Linked DNA regions of Homo sapiens: region 2 is linked to region 1. The links are chromatin loops, found by intact Hi-C in ENCODE. Cell type or tissue: PC-9. All regions are shown on one strand. Links, peaks and the distances in the headings refer to the core of each region. The heading gives the core; the rest is flanking DNA. Region 1 holds the start of MC3R (melanocortin 3 receptor). Region 2 overlaps RTF2 (replication termination factor 2).

Region 1 (8,488 bases), core at 276-8,275:
ACAGAAATCAGAGCTAAAGATGGCCTTCTGCCAGAAGTTGAGTTCAGCTGCATGAAACAGAAAATCCCACATAATGAGAGCTTAAAGAAATAAAGGATTATTTTTCTGTGATACAACTTGAAACCTAAAGGTAAGCAATTCAGGGCTGGGACTACCTCTCTCTAAAGTCATCTGAGATTCAGAAGTCTTTCAGGTTTGGGCTCCACATTCACAGGATCAGGCCCTTGTCTTCACACTTATAAAATGAGGGATAGAGCTCCAGCCTTTACATCATCATTCCAGGCAGTAAAAAGGAGAAACAGTCAAGAGCAGAAGAGTTTGTGCCTGTTGAAGTTTGCTGGCTGGGTTACTTGAATTGCCTCCCTGGAACTTCCATAGAAGACTTCCCTTACATCACTGTCAAGTATTGGATCATGTAGCTACCTGGTCTTCAAGGGAGGCTGGCACATTAGTATTGCAGCTGGACATGCTCTTGCCCCAGTAAAGCAGGAGTCCATTGGTGAGGAAGAAGAGAATAGGTATTGTGTGGACAACCCACAGCCCTGACTTCTAGGAGTAAGTAATCAAGCAAGGGAAAGAGTATGCCAAAGAAGCCTGGTGCACAGGAGGTCTTCTGTAGTCCTTAATTTGGACCCTATTCCCCTAAAGCTGAACTTGTGACAGAGACTTGGGAGCATGTAATTTATTTGAGAGGTGATCCTGGGAAACAGGTCTGAGGGCTTAGAGAGAATGAGATGGATACGGAGCAAAAGCCAATTATAAGACACATTATCAAGCAGTTGCAGTAGGTGATGGAGGTTCAGGGGATATCTGGGAAGCATACACAGCATCTGCCATTGTCCACCTGCAGGATGGGGGAGCTGAAGAATGTATCTATTGCCTCTGGCCCTCATTAGTTGAGCGTTGCCCCTGGGGTCATTTACTCCCCCCTCATTTCCAGGTTGAACTTTGTCAGATGAGGAATGCCACACACACACACACCAGGGAAGACTCTGGGGCAGAATGTGTTCGTCACCCTTAAAGTGGCACCCTGGCAGTGTAAGTTGAATCTGAGCTCCCACGGAACTGGGGGAGCTGTCCAGCAAACGGCTGTTGAAATCAGAGGTAAGCTGGGTGCAGGGACACAGGCATCAGCAGCATCTGCCCCTCATGAAAAGTTCATATTTATAATAAAATCTAATCGTTGTGTTCTAACATGACTGCTGGCCAAACTGTCCCCCTTTTCGTGGCATGGATGTGACCTCTAATTATGCAATATTCTGCATGTCATTTTTAAAACAGCTTTGTTGAGATAGCGTCAATATACCATACAATTCACCTAAAGTGGACAATTCAATGGATTTTTAGTGTATTTTAGTATTTTCACTAATGACTAATCATATTGAGTCTTTTTTCATGTGCTTGTTGGACATGTGATATCTTCCTCGGTGAAATGTCTATTCAAATCCTTTGCTTCCAATCATTAAATTGGGCAATATGTCTTTTTGTTATAATATTAAATTGTAAATGTTCTCTATGTATTCCAGATACATGTCCCTTATCAGATATCTGATTTGTAATTACTTTCTCCCATTCTTTGTGTTGTCTTCTCATTTTTGTGGCATCTTTTAAAACACAAAAGTTGTTAATTTTGAGGAAGTCCAATTTACTTTTTTTTTTTTTTTTTTGAGACAGTGTCTCGTTCGCTCTGTTGCCCAGGCTGGAGTGCAGTGGTGCAATCTCAGCTCACTACAACCTCTGATACCTGGGTTCAAGCAATTCTCTTGTCTCAGCCACTCGAGTAGCTGGGATTATAGGCGTGCACCACCACACCTGGCTAATTTTTGTATTATTAGTAGAGGAGACAGGGTTTTGCCATGTTGGCCAGGCTGGTCTTAAACTCCTGACCTCAGGTGATCCACCTGCCTCAGCCTCCCAAAGTGCTAGGATTACAGGCATGAGCCACCATGCCTGGCCCACTTTTTTTTTCTCTTGTTGCTTGTGCTTTTGAGAGTGGGGAAGGAGTACTGAACCCTGTCAGCTTGTCAGCAAGGAGAAAGGGTGGTAAATTAGTGTATGAAATTTAAGAAAAGCTGTAAAAAATAGTTGACATTTAAGCTGGATCTTGAAGAATAAGGAGGGTATACCAGTCACAAAATTGAGGAAGAGCTTTTCAGGCAAAGAGACCACCTGGGTTCATTATCTCCTAGAATAAGAATCTCCTTGTTACATTTATTATAACTGATTCAAAACAGACACCCCCACATATGCCAACAACATACGGTAAACACTGACAGAGACTGTCATGTCCTACAATTGTTATTAATAAAGCCAATTCATTCATGCAAGATTCAGTTAAAACGTAATGCTGCATCTGTGCAACTCCCCCAGGAAAGTGGGAAGTAGTGTTTGGAGAAGACCAAATAAACACTCATGAGTGATGATGATACCTCTGAGGACACAGATTTTAAGTACTAGGTCCCAGCTGCTCTCTTTGAAGGATGCACACGACCAGAGAATGAAAGCAGGAAAAGGTGGTCAGTGCTCAGCACGTGCCAAGCACAGAGCAGGAAAAGACCTAGTAGATAATGAATGGTCCCTGCCTTATAGTCTAGCTTTACATGTATGACTCATGCCCTTGAAACCACAGACTGGATGTGACCCTGAGGGTAAGAGAAGTTCCCAAAAGGATTAAGAATGTGTTTTTTTCCAACCTAGAAGAATGGTGGCTTGGCATCAGAAATTAAGTCGTTCTGTTGAAAATAAACAGAAGTGGAAATGTATATTCAGGGCAACTTAAACTCATGCTCTTGACAAAATATTTTTTTAAAAAAAGCAAATAAACAAAAGTATTTCTCATGCCCCTCAGTTCATAGACAGAAACTCATACCAACAGGCTTTTTTTTTATTTTAGTAAGAACTGCCAAATGGTGAAACTATTCACAAACACTAGAAATGCATGAGAGTGTCCTCCCGATATTCTTACCTGAATTTTGCATCTTTTTATCTCTTGTCAATCTAGCTGGGAAAACGATATTAAAATCTCATTTTGACTGGCATTTCCCCAACTTCCTAGATGGCTTCACATCTTTTCATGTTTATTAACCATTTGCATCTTCTCTTCAGTAAATTATTATTTATATCCTTTGCCCAATTTTCTTAGGGGTAATTTATCTTTTTCTAGTTAATGTGAAAGTAGTCTTTGTATGTAAGAGATAGTAACTTTACCTATAGCAAATATTTTCATTCTGTTTTTCTTTTAACTTAGTTCAGGGTGTTTTTCCATACTAAATTTTGGATTGCTCATCTTGCTTAAGATCTTTCCACCCCAAGGATCCTAAGTTTTCTTCTATTTCCATATGCATATTTTTAATATTTCTCACACCTACACACACATACATAGTTACATGGAGAGATGGATCATTAATTCACCTAGAATGTGCGTGTGTGTGTGTGTGTGTGTGTGTGTGTGTGTGTGTAGGGATGAGAAGACTCAGTGTTTTCTGAGTTCATATGATCTACATGGGGAATCAGATCTAACATGGACCAAGTGTTAAACCATACTTCCAAGAACAACACTACATTAGTAGGCCACCTGCTAACTTCTGCCTTTCACATTTTCCAGCTTAAAACATCTCCATCCTCCCCATTATGTAAGAAAGAAGTACAGGTGTTTCTGACTGCTCCCTCTCCCATGATCCCATAACCCATCAGTTCTGAAGCTGCATTATCCAACCTTCTGAATCTCTCTGACCACCCTCCAAGTCTTCCAAGTCCCCATGGCCACTCCCTTGCTCCAGGCCACCATCATCTCACCCTGGGTCTTTGCAACACCCTCTGCCCCGGACTCCCTGGCCTACATGCTCAGTCTGTCTAATTCATTCTCCACCCTGCAACCAGGAATATTTCTAAAATGCAGACCCCATCTCATTCCTGCCCTACCTATGTTTCTTCCACAGTCCCCATTGCTGTCAAGGTACTGTCCAAATTCTCACATCTGGCTGAGGCTGTCCTTCAGGATTCAGGCACCTCTCAACTTTTTAAGAAACTGTGCAGCCTCATTTCTCAGATTGTGTCTCCTATTTCCATGCTCTGACCAGAGCAGACTACTTTCAGCACTTTCAAAAGCCCAAGATTCTTTTTCAGTGGAGCTCAACTGTGACTATGCCCCAGCTCACCTGTCAAAAATTGCAAACACACTTGTTCAGGTCTTACACCTGGGTGATTCTGACTCCGCGGGTCAAATGGGATCTCCACATCCACAATCTGTGATGACTTCTATGGCCAGGGTGCTCTCTGCCTCCAGGCTGCAGACGTGTGATTCCCTCTGCCTGGAGTCCTCTTCTACCTCCTCCAGCTCCAGCCCCCACCCCACCACCCACCCCAAACTGGATATGACCTCTTCCTCCTTGAAGTCAAAGCATAGGTGCTCCTTCCTCCAGGAACTTTGACAGTCCGGGTTAGGGCTCTTCCTCTTTGCATCCCTGGTTTCCTGGACTTTCCTGATTCAAGCATTTATTGATTCCTCTTCTTCCACCCCAGACTCTGAGTTCGGGGAAGCCTGAGATAGTGGCTGTTGTCTTGCTCACCACTGTATTTCCTGCACTCAGCAGAGACCTGACACATAGTAGGCGCTCAATAAATGTTTGCTAAACAACAACAACAAATGAATGAACTAACAAATAAACAAACAAATGAACAGATGAGTGGATGCCTGTGGCAGTTTCCATGACAAACACAAAGGGCTAAGCCAAGCCAGCAAGCAGACAGCCGTGCGGCCTGCAGAGGGCACTAGTCTGCTTCTTAATCTCCCTGCAGAATCCTCAGGGCCAGGTACCTGCTGTCAGTCAGAGAGGTGCCCGATGCTCAGTGGTCATTCTGCTGCGCTGAAGATTAAGTAGGAGTTGTTTGCCCTTGGCCAATATGAAAAACCTGAGTGTTCTCCCTTCACTTCTAGCGACAAGTAACACATCCCCTGTCTTGCCATGAAAAGAGCTGTAACTGTAGCAGCCGGTGGCAGGTTTTCTGTTCCCAGGTGGGGAAGTGAGGAGAGACAAACAGAGGGGTGAGAGGGAGACAGAAGGAAGACAGCTGGTAAGAGACCCTATGGTGTATTTTTTCTATGTAAACAAGATAAAAACTGCTCCTCCTGGAACAGCAAAGTTCTCCCTATGTCTCCAAGCTACAAACTTGCATGCTAGCTACTAACTAGCTACTCTCCCTCTCTCTCTCTCTTCCCCCTTCGCTCTTTCTCTCTGTGTGTATGTCTCTCTCTCTCTCTGTCTCTTCCTCCACCCTCTCTCACTATCTGTCTCTCTACCCTCCCCATCCTTTTATTCTAGAGGAGAATAAACTCTAAGGCCAGATTGAATGAGCATCCAAAAGACGTATCTGGAGGGAGATTTTGTCTTTCCTGTGAGCAGCAGCAGCTTCCTACGGACCCTGCTGGAGCCCCAGCTCGGATCAGCCCTTCTGACAGCAATGAATGCTTCGTGCTGCCTGCCCTCTGTTCAGCCAACACTGCCTAATGGCTCGGAGCACCTCCAAGCCCCTTTCTTCAGCAACCAGAGCAGCAGCGCCTTCTGTGAGCAGGTCTTCATCAAGCCCGAGGTTTTCCTGTCTCTGGGCATCGTCAGTCTGCTGGAAAACATCCTGGTTATCCTGGCCGTGGTCAGGAACGGCAACCTGCACTCCCCGATGTACTTCTTTCTCTGCAGCCTGGCGGTGGCCGACATGCTGGTAAGTGTGTCCAATGCCCTGGAGACCATCATGATCGCCATCGTCCACAGCGACTACCTGACCTTCGAGGACCAGTTTATCCAGCACATGGACAACATCTTCGACTCCATGATCTGCATCTCCCTGGTGGCCTCCATCTGCAACCTCCTGGCCATCGCCGTCGACAGGTACGTCACCATCTTTTACGCGCTCCGCTACCACAGCATCATGACCGTGAGGAAGGCCCTCACCTTGATCGTGGCCATCTGGGTCTGCTGCGGCGTCTGTGGCGTGGTGTTCATCGTCTACTCGGAGAGCAAAATGGTCATTGTGTGCCTCATCACCATGTTCTTCGCCATGATGCTCCTCATGGGCACCCTCTACGTGCACATGTTCCTCTTTGCGCGGCTGCACGTCAAGCGCATAGCAGCACTGCCACCTGCCGACGGGGTGGCCCCACAGCAACACTCATGCATGAAGGGGGCAGTCACCATCACCATTCTCCTGGGCGTGTTCATCTTCTGCTGGGCCCCCTTCTTCCTCCACCTGGTCCTCATCATCACCTGCCCCACCAACCCCTACTGCATCTGCTACACTGCCCACTTCAACACCTACCTGGTCCTCATCATGTGCAACTCCGTCATCGACCCACTCATCTACGCTTTCCGGAGCCTGGAATTGCGCAACACCTTTAGGGAGATTCTCTGTGGCTGCAACGGCATGAACTTGGGATAGGATGCAGGGCCATGGAAATGATCATCAGTCGGGTCACTTTTGACTTTCCATCCACGTGAGGTGTTTAGAAAGAAAAATATATATACTTAGAAAATATAAAAATGTGTTAACAGCCATGATTGTACTTGTCGTTTGTTTTTAAGTTTACAAAGCCTTTTAAAGGGGAAAATTGGTGAACAACAGATTCTCTGAAAGGATTCCAAGATGGGTAAGTCACAAACTCTGATTTCCCAAATAGTCACTGGGAGAAATCAGCGAAGGCTTCTCTGCATGCTCTCTGCACTCATTTCCAAACACCCAGGGTGTGCGACGCCTGTCTGCTCATCTGCTCCACACCCACGTCTTCATGCTCCAGGCCAGACCAGACTGAAGGATTCTCATGAACAATAAGGGTGGTTCAGATCTCTTGCAAGCAAACCTGTTACAGCTACGACCTCCTGCTGCCAGCTACACGGAGAGATAGCTTTGCACTTATAACTCCGTAGGAGACTGAGTTCTACTCTATTATTCTATTTACAGTTAGACAATTGTCTCTTTGTGAAAGGAGCAATGCTATGCCGTTTTCCCCTTTTCTTACCCCCATATCCCTTCAGTTGTCCCCACCCCCAAAGGTAGCATGAGGATGTAACCCACTTCTATTTTTCTGTTGTTGTGTTGGTGTGTGTTGTTGTTTTGTTTTTATGGATTAAATCTAAGACAACCTTCAAAACTCTAACGAAAGAGAGAAAGTGCTTTGGACAATCAGAATATACTTGTGTACGTGTATTTTGATACCTTGCTATTTTAAGGTATAGATTAATCTTTTTAAAATAACTTCTTTTTTTCTATCATTTACTTTTAGCCTTTAAAACAAGAAAGGAAATCATGGGTTGGGGTACATGTATATACGTGTGTGTGTGTGTGTGTGTGTGTGTGTGTGTGTGTGTGTATCACAAGAAATTGCTTTACTGTAGCTTAAGATAGTTTGAGAAACCGTAGAACCACTGTGTGACTTTCTTGGGAGCCCTTGTTTTTGCTTATAGTAATTGCATCTCTATCACAGGACTTCTTCAATATTATCTATGAAAGAGAAAGTTTTTTTGTTCTTTTCCCTTTTTGCTTGGCATTGTGTTAAAGTTGAGTGACCCTGTTATCAATGTCTATATCCTATCAAGTACAGGAATTCATTCCTGGGAGCAAAGGGTGAGACTGGCTGACTAGTGCTCGCATTGTCAGATCCTTTTCTGCCCAAGATAACTTCAATTTGTGCTTTCTGGCTGTCCCCATATCTCCCCCTGTCACAAATTCTTATATTAAGCTGTGTCTTGGGGTGCAATTGTGTGTTTATCTTGCACTAGCATATACTGGGGTTCTTTAATACTTGAAGATTTTCTGCTAATATAAGCAAAACCATTCCTTTCTTGCTTTGGTTATGATGTTTGGAAATAATAAAAAGCTTTTATGGCTGCTAAACGTGTGTTACATTGAAATACACCCTGGAATCATTCTGGTGACTCCTGCACACGGCCATGGTATGTTTCACTGCAATTCAGTGATGACTTTGTAAGTGGCATAAACAGCTCCATTGATCACAGTGCTAGTCTTTTCTAGGGCAATGCCTTTTAGCCAAACTACAAAACTCTCCCATTTAGTTTCCAAAAATACCAGGTTTGTGGTTCCCGGGCCACTGTCGTTCTCCATTATTTTAATCAAGACACTAAATTACAGGACTTTCCATGGCCGCTCAGTGGGTAAATGTAGAGAATGGGGAATCTAATTACTTGAAAGTGATATGAATAGCTATAGGGATTATGTCTTTTTTCTATGTAAACAAGATAAAAATAACTTACTTTTCACTCTTATATCAGTTTTCACACTATTTCATTTTATCCCATTAGCAAACCTCTAAAATAGGTGAGTCATTTTACAAATGAAGAAATTTAGCCTTGGAGGGGTGATATGGTTGTCCAGGAGCACCCACCTAGTTAGGGTCATGGTATATTCTGCATCCTGGGGCTGATGTCCTTTTGCACCAATATGCTGCTGCCAGCAGGTTTTCATCATCAAAACTAGTCCC
Region 2 (8,488 bases), core at 366-8,365, 270 kb after region 1:
TTTTTGTATTTTTAGCAGAGACGGGGTTTCACCATATTGGTCAGGCTGGTCTCGAACTCCTGACCTCAAATGGTGATCCGCCCACCTCGACCTCCCAAAGTGCTGGGATCATAGGCATAAGCCACCGCGCCCAGTCTTAGACCCCTCATTTTTGCAGCTGAGGAAACTGAGGCCCAGAGAAGTGGTGTGGCCTGAGCCAGGTGGCCTAGACAGATGGTGGCAGAAATCTCAATTCAAAATGCAGGACTGGGAACCTCCACTCCTCGTTCTCTTTTTTTCCCTGTTTTTCCTGTCCCCAGCCGTGAGCACCTCTGCTGTGCTAGGCACTGGGTAGCTGCTGGGGCCACAGCAGGGAAGAAAACAACATAGACAAAGTGATGAAGACAAGACTCCAGGTCATGATTAGTGCCATGGAGCCAACACAGAAAGAGTGCTGGGATCCCACCAGTGACAGCATGGTCACAGGGAGCCTCTGCAGAGGTGGCTCACTCACTGACAGCTCTGTGAGTGTGGGCATGCCTTTGGTGTGTATGTGTGCGTTTCTACCACCACAACACTGTCAGGATGGTCTAGACCCTGCTCGCAGTCTTGTTCTGCCGGGGTGTGTTGGGCGCCCCCAAGGCTGCCGTCATGCTTGGGGGTTTTCTGAAAGACTTGAGACTTAGCATATGGTTGTATTCAACTAACATTCACTGCAGCAGCGTGGTATGGATGCACAGCTGGGTGTTAAGGGAAAAGGCGCATGTAGCAGAGTCTGGAGGAATCCACGTGGGGCTTCCTTACGCGCACTCCCTCCCTCAAGGGGTTGTACGAAGTGAATACTTCCCCCCGCAACGAAACTGCAACACGTGTGATGTTTTTGCCCAGGGAAGCAAATGAGAGACTCAGTACCCAGAGTTTTGGCTGAGGGCTGGCTTTATACCCTCGGCCCAGCATGTTCCAGAATTCCACACTCCCATAAGCAGGTAGGTGTCAGCATAGACCACGTTGTTCATACAAAAGGGTCTAGGCACGGTGAGCCAAGCTACTCTTGTCAGTTAAAAAATGGCGGGAACCCTCCCAAAATCCAAGTTCCCAGACACCATCCAGGCACCAGCCTTGCAAGTGATAGCACTCTTAACCTGCTACGCTGACACTTTGCTGTGTGCGGGAACTTTCCAAACCAAGGCTTTGACCAGAAAGCCGGTAATAGGAATTTACTCGGAGCCTGGGGGCCACTGCTTGGGGCTGAGAGTGGGGGACTGAAGCGTGGCCTCCCCATTGACTGGTGATGGAATCTGCCCTCTCTTGTTTGCCCTCTCCAGTGTGGGGCTGCCTTCCAGGAGGATGATGTCATCATGCTCAATGGCACCAAGGAGGATGTGGACGTGCTGAAGACAAGGATGGAGGAGAGAAGGCTGAGAGCGAAGCTGGAAAAGGTAATGGGAGTCTTCAGGTTCCGCCCAGCCCCCATCTCTGCTCCAGAGCCGACTGCAAATCACTGAACTGAGCTGGCAGCTGCTTAGGGGTTTGCATGATCAAGGCGATTTTTATAACCTAGAAGGGCCTGGACTGTAGAAGCAGATTCCAGCTGAGGCCCAGGCACTGCCTTGCTGTGGTGAGCACGGCGGCTCTGCTCTTCCCCGCCGAGCTTTCTCATCAGTGAAGTGGGGTAGTGACAGCATGCGAGGGCACGGAGCTGTCAGCAGGCTCCAGAGACCATGGCCATAAAGCACTGACACTGACACGGCCTCAGCAAGCCCTTGGGGAAGGGCAGCCACCACCGTTGCTGCTGCTGTCACTTACTGTTGCTGTTGATTTAAGGCAGTACATACTCAGGTCTCATAGCTTGTAAAACAAAGGAAAAATGAAAAGTCACCATCATCCCAGCAAAATGTAAGGCTCCCCTGCTGCCCAGATTGGAATGTGCTCGGGAGGGCCCTGGCAGTCTGGGCTCCAGCAGGCCTGGGTGGGCCTGGGTGCCTGTGCGTCTCACCCACTCCCAGGGCGTGTGGATGCAACTCCTCAGGGTCACACTTTGAATAACAAGGAGCTAATGAGTAGCCTTCCCAAAAATGGGGGCCAAATCCCTCACCTTCCTGAGCCCTCCCACGGGGAGAGGGAGGGTCTTTTATGGAGCGTGGTGCTTCATGCTTCATCGTTCAGAAGGGAGCGTGGTATCCAGAAACAGGGAAAGCATTGCTGAGTAACGTGGCGGAGTGAGCAGGCTCCAGACAACGCATCCACCAAGAGTTCTTCCATGCGCTGGTGATTCCCCATCCAGCAGTAAATGTTGTTCATGTTTACAGATGATAGCTATGGAATACAGGCCTTTCGTGAGTGGCAAATTTCTTATTCTTTAAAAAAAAAAAAAGTTGGGTTCAGGATAAGCTAGGGAGAAAACTTTATGTGATCAGAACTAAGGCAAAAGAATGCTTGAAGTACTAGAAAATTAGCTCCAGTAGGCTGAGGACATAAAATTATGAAACAAATCGCCTGCCCTCGCGTGGGTGTGCATTTTACCAGTGCCAGTCCGAGGCGAGAGTGATGGAGTACCTGAAGATTTTTCAGAGGTTTGGGGTTTTTAAAAAATCATAACAAGACAGGACCGTATCACCCTGGAATAATGTGTAATTCGTGGTTGTGAGGCTTTAAAAAGCCGAGGCTTGAGCACATGGTAGCAGTATTACCATTATGCATGGATCCAGAATGATCAGAAAGAGCCAAAGGCATTTGTATTTTCTCCCTTCATCGTTTTACTTAGGTAGAAAATAATGTCTGAAAATGGCTCTGTAGTTCAAGGAACGGTGCCCAAACTCTGAATTCAGATGCGAGTAGAAATACTCCGTGGAGCAATATTATAAGATGTTAATACAACATTCCTAACAACTGTTTAAAGAGTCACTTGGTAGGCGGGCGTGGTGGCGTGTGCCTGTAATGCCAGCTACTGGGGAGACTGAGGCAGGGGAATCACTTGAACCCGGAAGGCGGAGGTTGCAGTGAGCCGAGATCGCACCTCTGCACTCCAGCCTGACAGACTCCCTCTAAAAAAAAAAAAAAAGCCGCTTGGCCATTGAAATGCTGTGTTCAGGTTGAAAAGTAAATACATGTGTATCTTATATAAAGTGTGTTAATTCTAAGTTGGTTTTCTAAATTACTATGATTTCATTATTGTAAGAGAGAAAAAAAGAGGGAAACTAAGTTTGAGGTCTTTTTAACTAAGGACAGTTGCCAAAAGCCATCTCCCTGTTCTTAATTGCTACCATTGATCAAGCTCAGTTTTAAAAAACACAAAAGGGCAGCCGGGTGCCGTGGCTCACACCTTTCATCCCAGCACTTTGGGAGGCCGAGGCAAGCAGATCACTTGAGGTCAGGAGTTCGAGACCAGCCTGGCCAACATGGTGAAACCCCATCTCTACTAAAAATACAAAAATTAGCTGGATGTGGTGGCGTGCGCCAGTAATCCCATGTACTCCAGAGGCTGAGGCGGAAGAATTGGTTGAACTTGGGAGGCGGAGGTTGCAGTGAGCCAAGATCGTACCACTGCACTTCAGCCTGGGCAACAGAGTGAGATTCTGTCTCAGACAGAGAGAGAGAGAGAGAGAGAGAGACACACACACACACACACACACACACACACACACACACACACAGTGAGATTCTGTCTCAGACAGAGACACACACACACACACACACACACACACGGAAAAAATGCATTTCAAAGGAAACTACTAGAAATGTTCATATTCCCTTTGACCATTTTGCTTTCGTGAGTTTTCTCTGTCACAGGTTTCCTGCCAAGTTAATTCAAAGCCCAGTGGGACTAACATGCTCCTCTCTGCAAAATATTCTCCAGAGCTTCTGGGAATACCTCATAGCTACTGCTACCAGGATACCAAAATATTTCCCAAATACACTTGCAGCTGGAAGCAAGATATAACATTTCCTCTCTAACTCCTTCTTGCCTGTGCTTTTCAAATAACCTCAGCTGTGAATGGAGGGCTTAGAAGTAAACAGTTGTCTCTTATTTGTTTGAAGGACCGAGTATCAGTTTTCACAGATGTGAATGCTTGCATTGCATGTGTGAAATGCACAGAAGGTCTTTATGTTCTGTTATAAATCACACTGCATGTATATGTTAGAAATTCAAGGCCTGAGAGGTCTTTCTTTAATGCTCAGTGCTGGGAGATGGCTGAAGTAATCAGGCTGCCTATTTTTAGTGCCACCTTTTGGATGCTTAGGAAATTGACATTTTAAAGTAAATTAAATGAACATAGTCCTACTTGTCATTTCTGCGATTAAATCAATTCCAACGCAGCTGTGTGACCGTAGAATGGTTTGTTTTATTATTGCTGATCAAAATAACTATTATGAGTAGCAGAATTCTAGTGCCTGGAAATCTAACAAGAGTAGTTTTGAGTTTAGAAGAATTAGCTCAACTGTCTTTAATATAAACTTCAAGGCCTTACACTTGAATAACAAATACCAAAGCAGTTTGACAGCTTTGAAAAAAAGTTAGTGGAATGTGCAAGATTTAGTTGGTGTTTATGCTGGCTGGACTTCACATACCCATATATACTCTGTGTTACTCATTTAAGTGCGCTTTTGTATACAGTTGTCACCATCAACATTGGCCCTTATTACTGAAATCTGTCAGCCTCATTTAAATTTTTGCAAATGTGATTTGGGAGATGTAAATATAAAAGTGAGCAGCTCTGTGCAGATACATTTTTGTGTGAGGCAGAAGTGCATGACTGGTGTCACATGCAGAGGGTGAAGGCTTTAGGAGTTACGGAACATCAAAAGCCTTCTTCAGAGTGACTGTCTGTCTCATGTGACTAGCATCGGTCAGTCAGACAGGGCACCCGGGACAATGGGCAGCCACACTGACGCTGAAGTGGAGTGAATCTGAGCACAGCCTCCAACATTCTCTATCTTTTTGTAGAAAACAAAGAAACCCAAGGCAGCAGAGTCTGTTTCAAAACCAGATGTCAGTGAAGGTAAGATCCTTCAAGAGATCCTTATTTTAGCAAAATGCGACTCTAGGGCAGTCTGCTAATATGTTCATGCTTTGTTTTGCATTGTTTTTGCTTTGCCTACTTTGTTTCTTTTACAGAAGCCCCAGGGCCATCAAAAGTTAAGACAGGGAAGCCTGAAGAAGCCAGCCTTGATTCTAGAGAGAAGAAAACCAACTTGGCTCCCAAAAGCACAGGTGGGTCCTGTTGTAGCTACAGGGAGCTGTTTCGAGAAGGCTGGAAACCCAGGTGGCCGAGTCCAGGTTTCACTGGAGTGGGTGGATGGGAAGCCCAAGCCTGTCCTATGTCATGTCTCTAGAGAGTGCACTGAACTCTCTTTAGGGGGGTAACTAAGAAATATTGAACACACCCTCATCAGGAGCCGTGGCAGGAGTGATGGGGTCTGGGCACAAATGCTGGTTGTTTAGATTCCTGTCGAGTAAGTGCTTGGTGCCAAGCAAAAGAGGTTGCGCTGAGAACTGGCTCAGATGTTGCACAGAGACTGTCAGATGGACTGTGGCTCAGGGCCTGCGGGGAATGCCCCCAGTTTCTTTACTCTTGGGGCTTTCATGGGCTCCACGTGTGGCTCTCAGAGTCCCCTCTCTGCTGCCTCTTGACCAAGGATCAGTTTCTCCTAAAACTCACTCTCTGTAACTCAAAGAAAATACCATTTATTTCACAAAAAGAAAAATACAGATTCATTGTTAAGAGTGTGTGATCTTGTGCTCTAAGTAGCATCCAGGGTGGCTGACAGGCTCCCATCCCGGCTCTACATGGGACAGCCACTCAGGTTCCTGTGCCCATTTCCTCCCCTGGAACGCAGGCCCTGCCTCATCAGGACAATCTAAGTCATTCACGGGGCTGGGACCAGTGTCTGCGACAGAGCAAGACAGTAAATGATAGATGTGTTGTGCTGTGTCTGCTTTGCTGGAGTTGGCAATTAAGATGACGTCCGCCAGCACTCACACAGCCAGCAAGAGAACGTCTGGGACAGAGTGACTGATGGGCTTCCCTTCTGAGGATGCGAAGTTTAGAATCATCTTTATCCCAACCCTGACAGTTTTGGCTCTTCATTTTTCTAGCAATGAATGAGAGCTCTTCTGGAAAAGCTGGGAAGCCTCCGTGTGGAGCCACAAAGAGGTCCATCGCTGACAGTGAAGAATCGGAGGCCTACAAGTCCCTCTTTACCACTCACAGCTCCGCCAAGCGCTCCAAGGAGGAGTCTGCCCACTGGGTCACCCACACGTCCTACTGCTTCTGAAGCCCGCACTGCCACCGCTCCTGCCCCAGAAGGTTGTTTAGTTTCCACGTAGGCAGGTCGCTTTGTGCCTCTGAGTGCGCTGCTGTGTGTTCTCTCTATAGTTCTGTGTCATAAAGCTGTCCTGGCCAGCCTTCAAGCTGGTGTGGCCACTCTTGATGTGAGGCGTGTCGGTTCCAGGGGGGACATGGGAGGGGCTGCACAGTGGCCCGAGGTCATGCTTGCTTCCACCTGCAGGTGCATTTGGTCCTTTCCATGGCCAGGAAGCCCTGTGGGCTGCACTTTTTATGCTTGCAGTAACAAGAGACTCCAGAGTCCTCACCGGTGCAGAGTTGGCACATATTAATTAACTAAAATTCTAATGATCTTGCTACCAGCAATAAATCAAGTAGGCCAAGTGAAACTGGGCTTTAAAAAGGATGGATTTCAAATACACTGTGCCCACTAGAAGCTTCGAAGGGCCTCGTCCCTCTGCTACAGCCCTGGGAGGAGCCAGGATCCTTGTTGGTCTAGCTAAATACTGTTAGGGGAGTGTGCCCCATCTCATCATTTCGAAGATAGCAGAGTCATAGTTGGGCACCCAGTGATTGGGTTCAAAAATAAAGCTGGTCTGCCTCTTCTCTCCTCTGTGTTTTTATCTTTTCTACCTTCTGCTCATGCTTGGGTAAGAACATTGCAGCCGTTGCATTGGTGATTACAGGAGTCATTCCATGAAGTCAGAAGAACCCACCCTTCTCTCCTCCAGCAGATGGTAAAGGGAGAATCGTACCCAAAAAGAGGTGCATTTTATCTGCCTATAAGTTGTGTTGACGTCAATAGCTAGTGAAACTTCTCATGAGACTCCTAATGAAGAACCAAGAGCCACAGGCCTCTGCGTGGCTTTCTGCACACGGTGGTATGACTGAGATAGTGACTGGTTCTCTATACAGACCCCGGGGCCCTGGGTTTCCTTCAGAAGCAGAAGGAGCTGTGGGAGGTGAATGGTGGGAGGTGAACAGGCAGGTTCTGTGGGAGACACAGACACGTGGGCAGAACTCCAGGGAGAGGCCAGCAAGGGAGAACCATGTGTGGCCCTGCTTTTTCTCAAACCCTGTGTGGTTCCCGGCTTCACAGTTGATGGGAAGGTTTGGCCCCAAGGATATTTTGACATTGTGAGTATAGAGCATTTTAATAAAAATTAAGTGATGCGTTTTTGTCATGGACTTTTCCAGAACAAACCTGGATTAGCCATTTAATTTCCCCAATTTTCTATACAGCCAAACTCAACCATTTTCTCATTGTTTTTATTTCCCCCTTTTTTTTTTTTTTTTTTTTTAAATTTTGAAACAGGGTCTCACTCTGTCATCCAGGCTGGAGTGCAGTGGCATGATCATGGCTCACCATAGCCTTGACCTCCTGGGCTCAGGTGATCCACCCCCCTCAGCCTCCCGAGTAGCTGGGATTATAGGTGCGCACTACCGCACCCGGCTAATTTTGCTATTTTTTGTAGAGATGAGGTTTCGCCATGTTGCACAGGCTGGTCTTAAACTTCTGGGACCAAGCAATCTGCCCGCCTCGGCCTTCCAAAGTGCTGGGATTACAGGCGTGAGCCACGCTGCCTGGGCCCCCTTTTCTTTTAATGACCATTATTTTTACCAGGTTCGGTTTTCTGAATGTTAGCCTGAATCAGTTTTATTTTGCATTGAATGTATTGACTGTGTCCAGTTTTTTCTGGTAACTGAGTCACAGCATCCTCAACACAAAAATTACAGCATCTCAAAGTCCTCTGCTTTGGGCCTCTCTGAAATAAACAGGCTGTGGGCCTCCCTCCAGCTGCCCTCAGGACCATCCATGCAGGAGGGATCAGGGTTTCCTTGGAGATTTCTAGCCAGCCTTTAATATTTTGCTAAGGCACCACTCTTCAAGGCTCCTGGCCAGCTTGAGGGAAGAAGGTATCCATGATCTGTGCTCCTGCTGGGCATGAGGCCTCAATACACCAACGGCTGGGGAGGGCTGATCATTCGCATTATTTTTAGGGCTCACTGAGCAGCCAAGCACTTGACAGGCTTCTTCCCCTGGGACTCCCCAGCCACCCAGTGCAATGGGAAGATGGCCATCCCCCACTTTATAGGTGAGGTGCCTGAGGCCCAAAGCAGCAAGGCGAATGACAGTTCTGCCTGGCCACACCGCACCTTCTCCCCATTCAGTCCGTACCAAATGAAGGAATCAGTGGCGGCTGGGGCAGGCTCCCACCCAG

The links. Peaks named below come from ENCODE experiments on the same cell type or tissue, not always from the same donor. Only the 100,000 strongest peaks of a DNase experiment are listed, where the experiment ranks them.
Region 2: it touches region 1 in a loop (11-fold over the local background); 5 of 110 quality-filtered maps call a loop at or near these places.

The regions. Positions count from the first base shown.
Region 1 is chr20:56,243,384-56,251,871 of GRCh38, forward strand. It overlaps MC3R (melanocortin 3 receptor), which reads left to right and starts at 5,349. Exons shown (of 1, transcript NM_019888.3): 1 at 5,349-6,432. The coding sequence starts at 5,461. The coding sequence ends at 6,432. RefSeq lists a silencer at 4,750-4,819. In PC-9, for the core only: CTCF peaks have their summits at 4,741 (motif pointing right), 4,941, 6,140 (motif pointing left) and 6,341; a DNase peak (open chromatin) is centred at 4,808; H3K27me3 peaks cover 3,800 bases.
Region 2 is chr20:56,512,011-56,520,498 of GRCh38, forward strand. It overlaps RTF2 (replication termination factor 2), which reads left to right. Exons shown (of 9, transcript NM_016407.5): 6 at 1,305-1,418; 7 at 4,925-4,979; 8 at 5,096-5,191; 9 at 6,077-7,439. The coding sequence ends at 6,255. It also overlaps the pseudogene GCNT7. Among named protein-coding and RNA genes, the nearest start is that of FAM209A, 8.5 kb to the right of the region's middle. RefSeq lists enhancers at 1-251, 252-1,059. In PC-9, for the core only: CTCF peaks have their summits at 4,296 and 4,498; no DNase peak of the experiment used is centred there.